Linked DNA regions of Mus musculus: region 1 is linked to region 2. A link is a loop called in an ENCODE intact Hi-C map of the cell type or tissue named here. Cell type or tissue: gastrocnemius. All regions are shown on one strand.

Evidence for each region. Peaks named below come from ENCODE experiments on the same cell type or tissue, not always from the same donor. Only the 100,000 strongest peaks of a DNase experiment are listed, where the experiment ranks them.
Region 1: it touches region 2 in a loop (4-fold over the local background); 27 of 42 quality-filtered maps call a loop at or near these places.

Annotation. Positions count from the first base shown.
Region 1 is chr17:43,884,498-43,892,497 of GRCm38, forward strand. The region is part of intron 2 of Rcan2 (regulator of calcineurin 2); the gene reads left to right. Among named protein-coding and RNA genes, the nearest start is that of Rcan2, 87 kb to the left of the region's middle. In gastrocnemius, no CTCF peak of the experiment used is centred here; a DNase peak (open chromatin) is centred at 3,599.
Region 2 is chr17:44,126,502-44,134,501 of GRCm38, forward strand. No RefSeq gene overlaps it. Among named protein-coding and RNA genes, the nearest start is that of Enpp4, 25 kb to the left of the region's middle. In gastrocnemius, CTCF peaks have their summits at 1,494 (motif pointing right) and 4,145 (motif pointing left); DNase peaks (open chromatin) are centred at 3,086 and 4,132.

The DNA.
Region 1 (8,000 bases), 240 kb before region 2:
TATGAGACCTTAGAGCCCACCTCCACAGTGACATACTTCCTCCAACAAGGTCACACCTCCCAATAGTGCAGTTACTTATGGGCCAAGCATTCAAACATATGAGTCTATGGGCCCATACCAACCGCCACACATACATAATGCCATGCCATCTCTCTGCTATCCTTATTCTAGTCACCTGTCATACAAAATTTGCCATCACAGGATAAATTCATATAAATACACATCTTAAAAAAATAGGCCAAAGGTATGTTATTGCCTTTAATATAGACTGAAAAAGATATAGAATTTAGAAAGCTTGGCCTGGTGGTACCAGCCTGTACGTAATGCCAGCTGCTTTGAAGTCTGAGGCGGGAGGATCACAAGTTCAAAGCCTGCCTGGGCTACAGAATGTGTTCAGGACTGGTTTGTATAACCCCTACATTAGATAGATAGATAGATAGATAGATAGATAGATAGATAGATAGATAGATAGATAGATAGATAGATGATAGATAGATAGATAGATAGTTAGATAGATAGATAGATAGATAGATAGATAGATAGATAGATAGATAGATATTAACAAGAAAAGGGGAAGTGGAAAGGCATCCCGATGGTAGCGTACTTGCCAAGTGCATGCATGAAGCCCTAGGTTTCCTCCTGACTCAAACAACAACAAGACATAGGTAAGAACTATGAGGGAAAATAATAAAATAGTGGCACTGTTCCTGGCAAGCGACAGACGTCCTATGAGTGGGAAAGGAGGGAGACATGGGTGTGTGGGACATAAGCTCCCTGCGAGATCTGATGCTTCTGTGGCTGCCAAATACACTCTACCTCTCTTGCTCTCTTTATGCATGTAAGTGTATGCAGTATGCATGCATGTTCAAGTGTAAGAGTTTACATGTATGTGTGCATGTGTGTGTGTGTGTGTGCCCACTCATGTCCATATAGAGGCATGTGGAGGCCACATGTTAATGCTGGGTGCCCTCTTCAATTGCTCTTCACTTTACAGAGAAGGGGCATCTCATTGAATCTGAGCCTCCCAGGTTTGGTTACTCCAGCTAGACAGCTTACCTGGGAGACCCCAGCTCAGGCTGTGAGAACTGGATTGTAGGTGGCCTGCCATGGCCACCAGGCTTTGTGTGGTACTGGGAATTCAACACCTGTACTACGAGTGTGTATGTAGGTGCCCAAGGGATTCAGAGACTCAGATTCCCTGGAGCCAGAGTCACAGGTGATTGTGAACCAACTGATGTAGGTTCTGGGAACCGGGAAAATCAGTTCTTCAAGAAGAGCAGCTCATGTTCTTTAACTCCCACCCCCTGAGCCATCTCTCCAGCTCCAGAGTCTAGTCTTTTTTTTTTTTTTTTTTTTTTTTGGTTTTTCCAGACAGGGTTTCTCTGTATAGCCCTTGCTGTCCTGGAACTCACTCTGTAGACCAGGCTGGCCTCAAACTCAGAAATCCACCTGCCTCTGCCTCCCGAGTGCTGGGATTAAAGGTGTGCGCCACCACACCTAGAGAGTCTAGTCTTTTGTTGCGGGTGAATGAATTCGCAGACTCTTGCATGCACTTGTATTGTACTTTACGAACACGACACCACAGAAGTCAATGAGACTCATGACTTTAACTGATGATCAAGTTGATTAAGTGGCTTTGAAAGCTCATTGGGGGGAATTGATAGACCTCCCAAAAGAGGTTAATCATGCGAGGGAACTGGGCTGTAATATTTCCCATTTTGGTTGGTGACCTCTATATCTAATAAACACGATTTTCAGCTACTGCTTTCATATATACGTGCTCAGTTGTAAACAAAGGAACTTAATAGGACTTGAATTGGATAAGTGTCTTGAGGCGTTATTTAAAGCATTCTCTTTCTTCCGACAGAATCACTGAGATTTATGGTTTCGGTTGCTAAAGACTCTCCCAGGGAAGACAAATAAGACAGCACACACGAGCTCCATTTTATTAGGTTAATTTAAAAGGACAGCCTAGAGGGAAGCAAAGGAGCTTGGGGTGTGAGCCACTGGATAAAACCGGTGAAATTCATGGCCCTTGGAATGAGTCCCAAGGCGGGATTTTACTCAGTGACAGGTAGTTTCTTTGCTCTGCCTTGATTTCCTTGACTGACAAGAGCCTAATAATGCAGGAGTGAGCTCAAGAGTGGGTGTGCTGGGGAAGCTGACCCCATCTCAACCAGCTCCTGCTGGGAAAATGGCAGTCAGCAAGGAGGGAGAAGTTTCCCTTTCTCTGCCAAGCTTCAGCCAACAGTTCTTCTAGTCCTTATTATTTTGTGATTCTATATGGCTGAATAACTCAATTCTGGTAAAAAAAATATTAAATAGAAAACAAAAAAGGCAAAGAAGCTTAGGGCCTGGGCTTCCTTCTCCCTGGGCATTGCCAGAGTTGCTCAGCTTAGATGTCAGGAATCACACCATAATCCTGGTCATTGTACGCAATGCTCGGCCATCATCACTACTGAACAATGCTGGGAATATTTTTTAATTAAATTAATTTTTAAAGTTAGTGGTCAAAAGCTTTAGATATCAGCATGGCAGAGTCAAACAAAGTGTGTCTTAGGAGATCATCCTCCCCCTCCTCCTCACCTTCCTCCTCACCCTCCTCCTCCCCCTTCTCCTCCCCCTTCTCCTCCCCCTTCTCCTCCCCCTCCCCCTCCTCCCCTCCCTCCTCTCCTCTTCCCTCCCTCCTTGCCCTCCCCTTTCCTCCTCTCCCCTCCCCTCCCCCTCCTTTTCTCTCATCTCCCCCTCCCCTCCTCTCCTTCCTCCCCTCCTCTTCTCTTCCTCCTCCCCCTCCCCTCCTCTCCTTTCCCTCCTCCCCATCTTCTCCTCTCCCTCCTGCCCCTCCCTTCCTCTACTCTCCCCCTCCCTCTTCCCTCCTCTCCTCTTTTCTCCCCCTCCCCTCCTCTCCCTCCTCTCCAGTACCTCCTCTCTTCTGCCCCTCCCTCTCCACATTTTCCTCCCCCTCTTCCTCCAGTCATCTGCTCTCTCATCCTCATCCTCGCTCTGGCCTCTTTTCCAGTTTAAAGTCACATGTAACCTTTTGTCCCCACCTCCTTCCTTGGGGTTTCATGTTACTTTTTCTTGGCTTCTTTTCTAGTTCTTCGGGCTTGAAGCACATTTACCCCCAGTTGTGTTCATGCCTGTGTACAGACTGAGATTCTCTCGTGAGAGAGCATGCAGTATTTGTCTTTTAGGGCTTAGATGGCCCCACTCACTATACTCCTCAGACCAGCTCATCTCCCTACACATTTCATTTTACTCAAGGCTGAGTACAATTTAATCATGTACATATACATTTCCACTATCTATGTGTCTGTTGATGGACACTTTGGCTGGTTTAATTTCCTTGACACTGTGATTGAACACAGATATCCAAGAATCTCTGTGGTGAGGTATGGTGTTCTTTGGGTCCCTGCCAAGGGTGGTATACTGGGTCATATTGTAGCTCTATTTTTAATTTTTTTATAAACTCCAGAAGGTTTTAATCATATAGACTTCATCACCCAAAGAACGGTGGAGGATCCTCTCTATGCGAAGGGCAACGCAGTCAACTTTGCTTTTGCACTAGAGGGAGGCCAGACCATAGCTAATTAGTGTCTGCCACCCAGAGCAGGACAGATGGAACCCACGTTGCCCTGTGAGGAGCTTGGCATCTGGTCCCACATGCAGTGGGTGGCTGCAAAAGCCTGCAGCTATGACAGCTGTTTGGCTCCATATCAGATGTTCCAAACCTGAATACAAGTACCTGAGCGAAGTTACACGGGATGAACGGTGTGGGTATCCCTCCAGGAAGAGCACTGCACTTCAGGAAGTCACAGGGACACAATCAATGAACCTAACAAAGGTAGACTAGGAAACAAAACACTTCTGAATCTAGGACTCTTATCAGAAACTCCTTAGCAATATTTTCTTATAAACAGCTTATCTCCTGAATATCATAATAACATAGGTTTTGAAAACATCACTATAGCATTCAGATGACCTTGAAAGTTCTGTGCTGCGACTTCCTGGATGAGCAGAACATTGTTACCTTTAACTCCTTGTGTGTGGTTACAGTCATTTGGAATGTAATGATGCTTTGATTTGTATATGGCCTTTAGTTGATCCTTTCCCCTTTTGTTTTCTTCCCTTAAAGGCATGCTTCCAAAGCCCTCTCTCTAAGATTACTTCATCTCCATTTTACTTTTATCGAGGTGTTGTCCTTGTTTTGTTTGTTTGGGACTAGGTCTTACTGTGCATCACTGATTGGCTGAGCATGCGCTATGTAGATCTTGCTAGTCTGGATTTGAACTTACAGAGATCTGCCTATCCCTGTCACTCAAGGGCTGAGATTAAAGGTGTGCATCACTATGCCTGACTACATTTTTATTTTTAATAATGTGTGTGTGTGTGTGTGTGTGTGTGTGTGTAATGTAGGTATGCTTAGGTCAGATACCAACCCTAGAGTTGAAGTTGTAAATACATAGGTGGTTGCGAGCCTCCTGATGTTGCTGCTGGGGTTGAATCTGGGTCTTTTGCAAGAGCAATATGTGCTCCTAACTGATGACCACCCCTGTGTCTATCTCTCTCCATTTCCTTTATTTTTATCTATTACTATGAATCAACTCATCCGTCTGTTAAAACACAGTCCTAGGGATTCTGACTTGGATGGTCTGCTCAGAGTCCCAATCATTTGGATGCCTCATAGTCTCCTGCTGTTACTAATGCTGGTGTTCCTGGTCCAAGGAGATGACCACAGCTATCCATATCTATATCTGTATCTGTATCCGTATCCGTATCTGTATCTGTATCTGTACCTGTACCTGTACCTGTACCTGTACCTGTGCCTATATCTATATCATCTATTTACATGTATCTCACTGTCCTTGTTAGCTTTACATGTTGACTTGTTGAGGACTAGAGCTGCTGAGAGGAAACCCTCAGTTGAGGAATTATCTACCTCACACTGTCCTGTGGGCATGTCTGGGGATGCCTCGCTTTGATTATTAACCGATGTAGGGTCCTGCCCTGTTAAATAACTTTCCCCAAGCACAAATTCCCTGAGACAAATGAGAACATTGGTGCATAGAGGCAGCACACATGTGATATGTTATTATCACTCTTTTCCTCGACTCCTTTCCTGTAGTCCACGTGGAGTTTTAAACCCACATCCTTCCATCCTTCGAGGCAATTTTGCCTGAAAATGTTCAATGCTCACAGCAAGGGGAGCTCTTTCATCTTGTGAACAGAGGGCTGTACTTTCCTGTTCTTGGGGCTATTTGTCCATGAGCTTTCTGCAGATGCTGCCTCTGCCTGAGTCTTCCTGGGACTCTCTGGTGAGTTGCATTCTCATCTTTTTAACTAGTTGAAAGCATTACTTTCTGTCTGCTGAGATACCAAGGCTCTATATCTGCTAAGGTTTTGAGATGAGAGGTTGCCACGTAGGCAGGGCATGTGCTTTTAAACACTAACAGTGTAGAGCTAAGGGGATAATGGGTCAGTGAGGACATGCTTTCTGCATCTGTGTGAGGACCTGAGTTCAAATTCCGGAAGCTATTTAAAGTCAGGCATGATAGTATGTATACATTTGCAACCTCAGGCCAGATAGAAGTCAGAGACAGGAGAATTTTCTACAGTTACAGGCCCACTAGCCCGACATATACAGCAGTGAACAAGAGACCCTGTTTAAACAAGGTTAACAGTGAGGACAAACATCCAGGGTTGTCCTCTGGTCTCCAGACACACGCCATAACACCGTTACAACACTGTACACATGAATTTGCATGCACACATAACACACTTATCAAATTCACAAAATGATGTAAATTAATGAATACAAAAAAAATAGTGTTGTATGCTGTTGTCGACTTGATTCTATCGGTTTTGTATCTTTTAACTTCAACTTAGTTACTCTGAAAATGCTAAGCAGGAGCTACCCCTGTGTTGGTTTTACAGATGCTGAACACGGCCCAGCCCCTGATTGGTGCCTCACAGCCTCCTCCCTAGCTGCTCATCACTTTCTGGCTGTAGAGAGATTTATTGGTAGGAGCTGACAGGAATAGTTATCACACACCTTACAGTCCTTGGCTACAGAAGTCAGACCTTGATGGTTTAGAAGGCCTCTGCTTTTGGGTATAATATCATTCCTTCACTTAGCACCTATTTTCCTGTTGAAAACCTCCATTTTTCTTTTAGAAAAACTAAACTTTTTTTTTTTATGTTAAAGAAACTATTCACACCTTTTGCTAAATTTTCAAGCCACCAAGTAACGAACACGGTGCCTACACACGAAAGACAATAAGTGATACGGTTGATGCTATAATTTCCCTGATAATTTATGCACCATCCACGGAATTGGCTTTGGTAAGTGGAAAAGGCATCACTCACAGCAGTCACAGTCAATCTCTGTTGAGGCAAAGAAGTGGCTGAAAGCAGGGCTTTTAGCTCTGTCTCCCTCTGACTCATTTGTAAGCATTAAAACAAAAACAAAAACAAACAAAAAACCTAAATAAATAAAAAGAAATCCTGACAGAAATATTTGCTTCCAAATGCACTAAACCTCCAGCCGCTGCTTCCCGGTTACCATCCTTAATGCTAGGAAGGCAGGGTGATGGCTGAAGCAGGGCTGTATCTCTTTAAGAAACATAGTTGCAACTAAAGAGATAAGACCAGACCAAGAATTAGCTGCCTGTGTATTGCATAGCTTTACGGAAATTTGAGAGGAGTGGGTTTGTTTGGGAAAATTAGATACTGTGTCTGATTTTTTTCAGACTCGAGTCTGCTTGGAGACCCCTCTCTTCCAAGTCCCCCCAAGGCTGCTATAAAACAGCAGCGGGAGCTAGGTAGTGATCTACTGACATGCTGTCTCTTGATGCAACGGGGCTTGTGTTTAGTTATTGTTTATTCTTGGCAGTACACTTTTGAGAACGTAATTGCTTTTTCTACAGAAGATAAAAGCATTCAAAATTCTGGAAAGTGCATTTATCCTTACCGCTCTTGTGGAAGAGTGAGATAAACAGTCTACCCATCTTCCCTGGCTTGCTCCTGTCGCTGTTCTTCCAAAGGCGACAGTATGTAGCACTGGGCTGAACAGTCTGTCTAGTCCCATGACATTCAGAGTTCCTGAACTCTGACCTCCACTTAACTTCCTGGTTAGCCTTTTTCTATATCTGCACCCTTCTACACCTAACAGTTTAGCTATGTTGACTTTAAAAAGAATAGGTTGATATAAAAAAAAGAATATATTTGGTTCATACCCTGGAAATATTCTTCCAAGCTATATTTTATGCTTTGTGATTTCCATCAAGTTTCTAGAATAATTTTATCCAAACCCACACCTAAAGATTTAATATATGGCTAATAAGTCTCTCTAGTGGCATCTTGGGGATACATGTTGTACAAACTAATAACAGCTGTCAGATTTGAGAGAGATATCTTTTAGTAAATGGCTTGCTATCTAAGCATGAGGAGATGTGTTCAAACCCCAGTACCCAAATAAAAAAACATGATGGTAAGCCATGACTGTAAGTACTTGTATTGGGCTCCAGGCTACCGAAAGACCTTGTCCAAAATTCAAATTAGATGTCTCCTAAGTAATAATACCAATGTACTCTGGCTTTTTCTATATGAAGATGCATACCCACACAAATGTGCATACCTGCTCACACACAAGAGTGGGTGCACATGTATGTGTGAGCACACACACAGCTACAAAGACACGCAGACATGCACACAGACACACACAAACATACCAGCATGAACAAAATATACCCTGACACTTACTTTATAATAGCAAATCACCTTTATCTTGCACCTTGGGTGTAACTTTTGGGTGTTATGAAATTAGAAAGATTAACGTTTCAAGCCAGTAGGGCTTATATCAAGAGTAATGGCTTCTCTCTCATACTTTGTTTTATCTAAACATAGACACAGGACCAGGATGTTAGCTTCTGAGTATCCATGGTCTCCAGCTGGGAAATAATCAGTGAGATAAAGAATAAGATTGCAGAGATGTGCAGGAC
Region 2 (8,000 bases):
ATCTTCCCAAAGTCATAGGAGATAGACGGAGTGGAGAATGTGGAAAGCAAGGAGCCTGTGTGCACCGTTGACAGGGATGGAAATTAGCACAGCCGCTGTGAGAAGCAGTACAATGGGAGAAGCAGCCGTTGGTCCTGTGAAGGCTCCATGTCCCAGTGTAGGGGAATGCCAGGGCAGGGTGGCAGGAGTGGGTGGGTGGTTGAAGGAACACCTTCACAGAGCAGGGGCAGGGAGGACAGGATAGGGGTTTCTGGAGGGGAAACCAGGAAAGGGGATAACATTTTAAATGTAAATAAATAAAATATCCAATAAAAACAATATAAATAAAGTTTCTAGATAGATAGATAGATAGATAGATAGATAGATAGATAGATAGATAGATAGATGTATGTAACACAATCCGTTTGGTAGGTGGTTGCTTAGCTATTTCCTCTACATTGATATGCTGCCTTCTGTGGGTAGGAGAAAGGTGTGTGAGGCGCCAGAGGCTAAGCAAACATGTAAAGCCATGGTTTGGGAAGCTCAGAGAGTATCAAGGTCCACAAGGCTTCTCAGCAGAGCTGCATCATCCGTAGTGATTTGGAGGAACAGAGATTCTCCTGTGGAGCTGACTACAAATTGAGCATGGAGCTAAGGAGAGCTTCCATAAATCATCACCCATGCTGGCATGGGCTTTTATGTCATGGGGTTGTTACAGAGTCATCCATACCTTTGTAAATTACCCTTCACCCACACTCCTGTAAGTAACCCCAGGAAACTCACAGGCCCATTGACCTAGACTTGGGGGTAACAATTCTTTGGTCTGTCATCAAATAGATATTTTGATAGCTAGCTGGAGTGAATAGATATCTTTTAAGGTCTACCAAGAATATATATATATTCACTTCCATGTTGTATTACAGCATTGTTCATAATAGACAAGATCAAGAATTCTCCTATGTTTCTACCAAGAGGTGAATGGATAAAGCAAATTCATTGTGTTCAAACAAATGCAGCCTTATTAGTTTTGGGTTGTTTTTGGTTTGGTTTGGGTTTTTTGTTTTGTTTTGTTTTGTTTTGTTTTGTTTTGTTTTGGCTTTTTTTTTTTTTGGTTTTTTGGTTCTTTCGTTTTTCGAGACAGGGTTTCTCCGTATAGCTCTGGCTGTCCTGGAACTCACTTTGTAGACCCGGCTGGCCTCGAACTCATTGGTTTTTTAAATTAAAAAAAAATTTGTCATTTCGAACTACATAGTTGAACCTGGAAGACATTGCTCTAAGTGTATTAAACCAGGCTCCGAAACCCTGTTTTATATGCACTCGCTTCTGTGTAGACTGTAAAACACAAAATGTCCGGAACAGAGAATGTAATCGTGGCTGTCAGCCCCTGGGGAAGGGGTTCCCGTGAGGACGCGTTGGTGAAATGATACAAAGCTTCAGGTGGGAGGCAGCAGTTCAAGCAGTCTGTGACGGCTTGGATGAGAAGTGTTCCCCATAGGCTCAGGTTTGAACTCTTGATTGCCAGTAGGGGGCGATGTCAGCCGAAGTAGCACAGTCTTGGTGGAAGTACATCATTTGGTAAAGGCTTTGAGAGTTCATAGTCTCAACCTATGGACCTACTTACAGCTCTCTGCTTCATGTTTGTGTTTTAAAATGTGTTGGGAGGGAAAAGAAAGCAATCACAAGTGGGGAGGGAGGTAGGGACCTGGAGAGAAAGTGGACAGGGGTAGGTAAGGAGTGGAGGGAAGAGGTGAGCCTGGTCTGGTATTGGGTGAGGGAAAAGAACTGAAGCCCTGAGGGCCAGCAGAAAGAATGGAAACAGGCAACCTCAGGAAATAGGAGGTTGGGGGAACCCTGCAGAATGCACCAGAGACCTGGGAGGTGAGAGACTCTCAGGACTCAAAGAGTGGGACCTTAGATGAAATGCCTCTCCCAGTAGGAAGAGGGAACTTATAGAGCCCACCTCCAGCAGGAAGACAGGGCATCAAGTGAGGGGTGGGGTTGCCATCCCACAGTCACAGCTCTGACTCATAATTGTTCCTGTCTGAAAGAATTACAAGGATGGAAATGGAGAGGAGACTAAAGAAAAGAAGGTCCAGCTACAGGCCCAAAGTGGGATCCAGCTCAAGGGGAGGTCCCAAGGCCTGACACTATTACTGAGACTATGGAGTGCTCACAAAAAGGGAACTATCATGACTGCCTTCTGAAAGACCCAACAAACAGATGAAAGAGTCAAATGCAGATATTTGCACCCAGCCAGTGGACAGAAGCAACTGACCCCTGTTGTTGAATTAGGTAAGGCAGAAAGGAGCTGAGGAGGAGGCGATCCTGTAGGAGGACCAGCAGTCTCAATGAATCTGAACCCTGGAGATCTCTCAAACACTGGACCACCAAACAGACAGCATACAGCAGCTGATATGAGACCCCCAACACACATACAGTAGAGGACTGCTGGGTCTGTGTTCATTCAGAGATGATGCACCTAACCCTCAAGAGACTGGAAGCCCCAGGGAGTTTAGAGATCAGGTGGTGTGTGGGGTGGGGGCATCCACATGGAGACAGGGTGAGGAGGACGTATAGCATGTAGAGCAGTCAGAGGGTGGATGGGGGGTGTGTGTTGGGGAATGGAATATGGAGTGTAAAAAATAATTTTAAATAAATAAATAAATAAATAAATAAATAAATAAATAGTGTGATCTCTCAGCTCCCTGCTTGTGCCACCATGCCTGATACACATTTTCCTCCCTGCCCGCCATCAGCCATCATGCTTCCCCACTGTGGTGGACTGTGGACTGTAAGCCAAAACAAACACTTCCTTCTCTAAGCTGATATTTGACCACAACGACAGAGAACGAACTCATATATGGTCTTATAACAGTTACTCTTCATTGTCTGCCTGACTGGATTTGATACCGCCTAGGCAACACACCTCTGGTTGTGTCTGAGGGTGTTTCCGGGGCCCAGGGAGGGAAGGTTGTGGGCGCTACAGCGTAATGGGCCGGGGTCCTAAAATTAACCGTAGACACAGGACGTTTCAGTATCTTGATATCCCTGGATGTGAACAAGGTCTTTTTGCCACAGACATAAACCACTCCCATGTCATGCCTCATGCCTTCCTTGCCGTAACAGACTGTGCCGCCTGCCAGGGGCATCCAGGGTGCTGTCATCTACGGTTGTGTCAGGCCATGGTTATTGCTGTCAGGCTGCATGCAGCCCACAGGCTGCAGCTCAGACATACCTGCAGCAAGGAGCCAAAGTGGATCCTCTGGCTCCCGTCCGGTGCCTTAATCAGGTATTTTGCCCTGGCACCTTTGAAAGCAACTAAACAGGTCTGTTGTACCACTTGGGGACTAGAGTTAATAAGAAATTATTATATGTTGGAAAATTGATTGGAGAACATGGTTTAAGTGTTCTTACCACACAGAATAGAATGTCTATAAACTAAGCTAAGCGTATTTACCCATCACACACACACACACACACACACACACACACACACACACTATGTTGTACACCATAAGTATACACAATTTTATCTCTTTAAAAGTTTTTAAAGGCAGGGGCTGGGGAGATGTCTTAGTGGTAAAATGTCTGCTCCCAAAGCCTGAGTGCCAGGGTTCCGAACCTTGCCACCACATAAAGGCCATGTGTGGGATTTATAACCCATTTATAACCCAAGAACTGGGGCTTAGGGACAGGGAAACACAACAAAACATGACATAGATGTTCCTAGCTCCATGCCCAGCCAGCGTAGCCAATCAGCGTCCACAAAATAAATAAATAAATAAATAAATAAATAAATAAATAAATAAATAAATAAGGTGGAGAGAGGAATGTGTCCAACACCAATCTCTGGCCTCCACACGAATGTATATACACATAATCACACATTCATCCCTCCTCACACATACATACATACACACACACATTAAAAACGTTTAAAATATGAGTTGTTAAATGAATTGTAAGTAAAACTGATTCCTAAAGCAACACGACTTACACCGATCAAACATGTTTAACAACGTTTAGATCTTGAAGATGCCCTCCTTAAAGCAGAATTACCTAGGGGGAAAGCCCCAAGGTTGACTACATTCTGAGACAGTTTTTAAGCAGTAGTAGTCAAGATTTAGGGGGCTAGATCAGATACGGTGGACAATGGCGCCCCCTCGTGGACTCTGGAAGCTGATGCACCAGATGTTCTCAGTTTTTGGAGTGATATGAACATGATTCTTTCAAACGTTTGCATTTGTTTTTGGTTTTGCTTTTTTTTAAATGACCATCTTCACATTAATTTCAGTGCATTATCCATCACCATGGATCAACTATAGCATGTGGTATTTTGAGGCTGACTTTTAGACAACACACTTTTAGGAAAGCACCCACACATACGTGTGTGTGTGTGTGTGTGTGTGTGTGTGTGTGTGTGTGTGTGTGTGTGTGTGTGTAAGCACTGAAAATTCAGTGTCATCCTGACAGGCCCAGTGCCCTAAATACCACGAGCGCAGGCTCAGGCTCATCCCTGGCGGAACCCTGTCTTTAAGTGGGTCTGGATATGTCCGCCTATTTTATGTGTTCCTATGCACATCATGAGAAATGATGGCTGTGATTGACTTTGTGAAGATTGAAATTATTGAAACGTGCAAATTTCAATCACCATGATTAGTAGGGATTGGTTGACTGAAGGAGAGTAAGTTTCCAAATGCATACTAATCAGCTTGACACCCTGAAACGTGGTTGCAGCTACATGCTAACATGCTATGATTAATTATCCTACTTCTCCATCATTTTTTTTCTCTTTTGGAAGTCTTATGTTACTCTGGGTGGTGCTTAGTTGTAAAATACTAGCACAGAACACCTATGCAGTCTGCTGGATACTAAGATTTTAAATGTAGATTGCACTTATTCTTCCCATCAATGCTTTGAGGAGGATATTCCATTTTCATAAAAATGATTATGAAAGTTTAGAGGATTGTGACCAGGAGTCCTCAGGGCTGCGAGTGGCAGCACCTGCATTTGAACTCAAGTACCCCTATCCCACATTTCCTGTTGCTAAAACAATGTGAAGGTCTGTCTCCCTATGTCTACACAACTTTTACTAAGTGAAATATCTCAGGAGCAGGAAGGTAGCTCAGTGGGTAAGAGTGCTTTCTTTGCCAGGATGAGGACTTGGGTTGGAATTTTATGCATCCACACATGGCTTAGGCATGACTGAATGCTGGTGCCTCTGGCTTTGGCAAAGAGACAGGTGTGGCCCCAAGAGCTTCCTGGCCAGTCAGCCGAGAACAAATGATAAGCTCCAAGTTCGTTGGGAGACCCTGTCTCAAAGTAGCAAGACAGACAGTAGGAGCAGTAGAGGACTAGAGGGGACAGCCTGCTCTGGACTGCACACACACGTGTATCCACACACTCATGTGCATACATCATAGACACGCTCATATGCATTCATCACACTCGCATGTCTACATATCATATACACATGTGCATAAATCACACACAGTCACACACTTGTACAAAGCACACATACTACGTACATACATCACATATGTACTCAAATACTCATGAGCACCCCCCCTCTCTCTGAAGAATGCACACATGCACATACACCCACACTCACATAAAATGTCTTGGTAAACAATCTTTTTCTATACTTCAGTTTCATTATTTGTACCATCTGTCCTTTCGGCTTGTTTATGCTGCTTGAAAATGTTGCATATGTATAGCAGTTGAGCACACTACCTGGAAGGTGAGATTGTCCACCATCTGAATGTGTCATGCCTTACAGTGGGTGGACTCCCAGCTGTGGTCGTAAATCCGTGTTTTCTAAGGAACCACAGCATTGGCATCTGGGAAGGGCACATAGCTTAGCTAGCACAGGGAAGCTCTACTTCTCAGTGCCTGATTTGATGAGCAGTCTTAACAGCATCCTCTGCCTTTTAAATTTTCATTTGGCTTGGCAACAGCAACACAAATCCACCTTTAAAAATTCTAAATTTACAAATCACATCACCCAATGTAGTGTTCACTATCTAAAAAATAGTATGTGTGTGAGTCTCCTTTATAAACAGAAAGTTTTCTTCATATTAAAAAAAAAATGTCTAGCCAGGAAGTGATGGCACATTCCACATTCCAGCATTTGGGAGGTAGAGGCAGGTAGATCTCTGAGACCAGGCTGGTCTACAGAGTGAGTTCCAGGACAGCAAGGACTACACAGAGAAACCCTGTCATGAAACACTCCCCCTCCCCCAATCTGAAGAATTCCACAACAGACTCTCCAAGAGGCAGCTGTGCGGTCTCCCTGCACACCTGTAGTGAGGAGAAGAAATTCTGAACCAACCACCATTGGATGATTTCTCCATAGTATGAATGTCCATAGACTTTATTTACACAAATCTACATGATGTAGGGTAACTTGTGGCCAAGCTGTATTCGATGAAATAAATGCCACCCAACACACTTGTAGCTGACAACATTATCATAGTACCAAATGGTTAGACACTCCTGAAATGTGGCCCACTAAGAGAACTCAGAAACATAACATGTGTGAGCTTGCTAACAGGGCAGATTGTATTATAGAAAGATTTTATTTTATTTTTTAAGTAGAGAACATACACTCTACAATCACAAAATTATCGTATAACAAATGCATAAACCAGTAACATAGTCATTTATTATTATTACCAGGTACTATCTACTTTACACAATTATATATACTGCTTTTTCATATCGCTTGCTATACAGTGGGTTTGTCTACACCAGTGTCCCCACAGACACCTGAGTAATGCATTGTGATTACAACCTACAAGGGTGTCTACAAGGTTGCTATGAGAGCTGGTTTGAATGACATGTTCCCCATAGACTTGGCCTTGGTTCCCAGTGGGTACTGTTTGGAAGGTGTGGCCTTGGGAGGTGACTCCGTTGGTAAGATGCAAGCATGAGGACATGCGTTCAGATCCTGAACACTCATGCAAAAGCTAGATGTAGCTGTAGGAAAGCGGGGTACTGATGTAGCCATTAACCCAGAGCTGGGGAAGTGGAGACAGGCAGACTTCTGGAGCTTAGTGATCGGTCAGTCTATCCAAATTCATGAGCTCCAGGTTCAGTGAGAGACACTTGTTGCAACAAGTATGACAGAAGGCAGTGGAGGAAGATATGACATCAGACTCTGGCCTCCCTATGCATCTACATACACATGTCTGAGCACCTGAACAAATATGCCCACACCCACATGAATATCTATGTAGGCATACACACACACACACACACACACACACACACACACACACACACACACATACACACACACGGGGAGAGAGAGAGAGAGAGAGAGAGGGAGAGAGAGAGAGAGAGAGAGAGAGAATGTGAGACGGAGTAAGGGATAGCTTATAATGGACATGCATCCTGAGCCCAGTGGAATTGTAGGTATCAGGTAGAGTCAGATCAGGCAGCCCTTTCTCTTTTCTGAATAAGTCAGGAGATCATTTCTGTGTTCTATGCACGTGTATGAGCACTACAACTTCCTCAACTCAAGCTAAGCTCAACTGCACCCAAGACCTCACATAGCTAGCTCTGTGCTGTTAGGATTTCCTTTGTCTTCCCAGGATAGTGATCTTCTATTTCTGTTGTTTAGAGCTCAGTTAAGAATCCCGTGCATAAGAGCATCACAGAGGACATCTGTCGACTGTGGACAACCATGTACAATGGAGGGATGGAGGGATGGAGTAGGGTGGGGATAAAAACCAAAGCTACAAATGTTTGAATCTCATTTGGTGTGGTCTGTATTGATGAGCCCACAGGCACTTATCTTCTTTTCCTTCTGCCATTTAATCACCTACTGGAGGTTCCAGATAAGAGCTGTAAATGAAATCGGTTCCTTGGCTGGGCAGCTGGGCTGCGTGGAATTCATGACAAAGAGCTGTATTTGCAAAAAGAATAGAAAAAGTGCTGAATTCAGACGCAAGCAGACCGGTTTACACTGACTTATAGTCCTCCACTAACTTGTGGGGAACTCTTGTATGGGGTCAGTA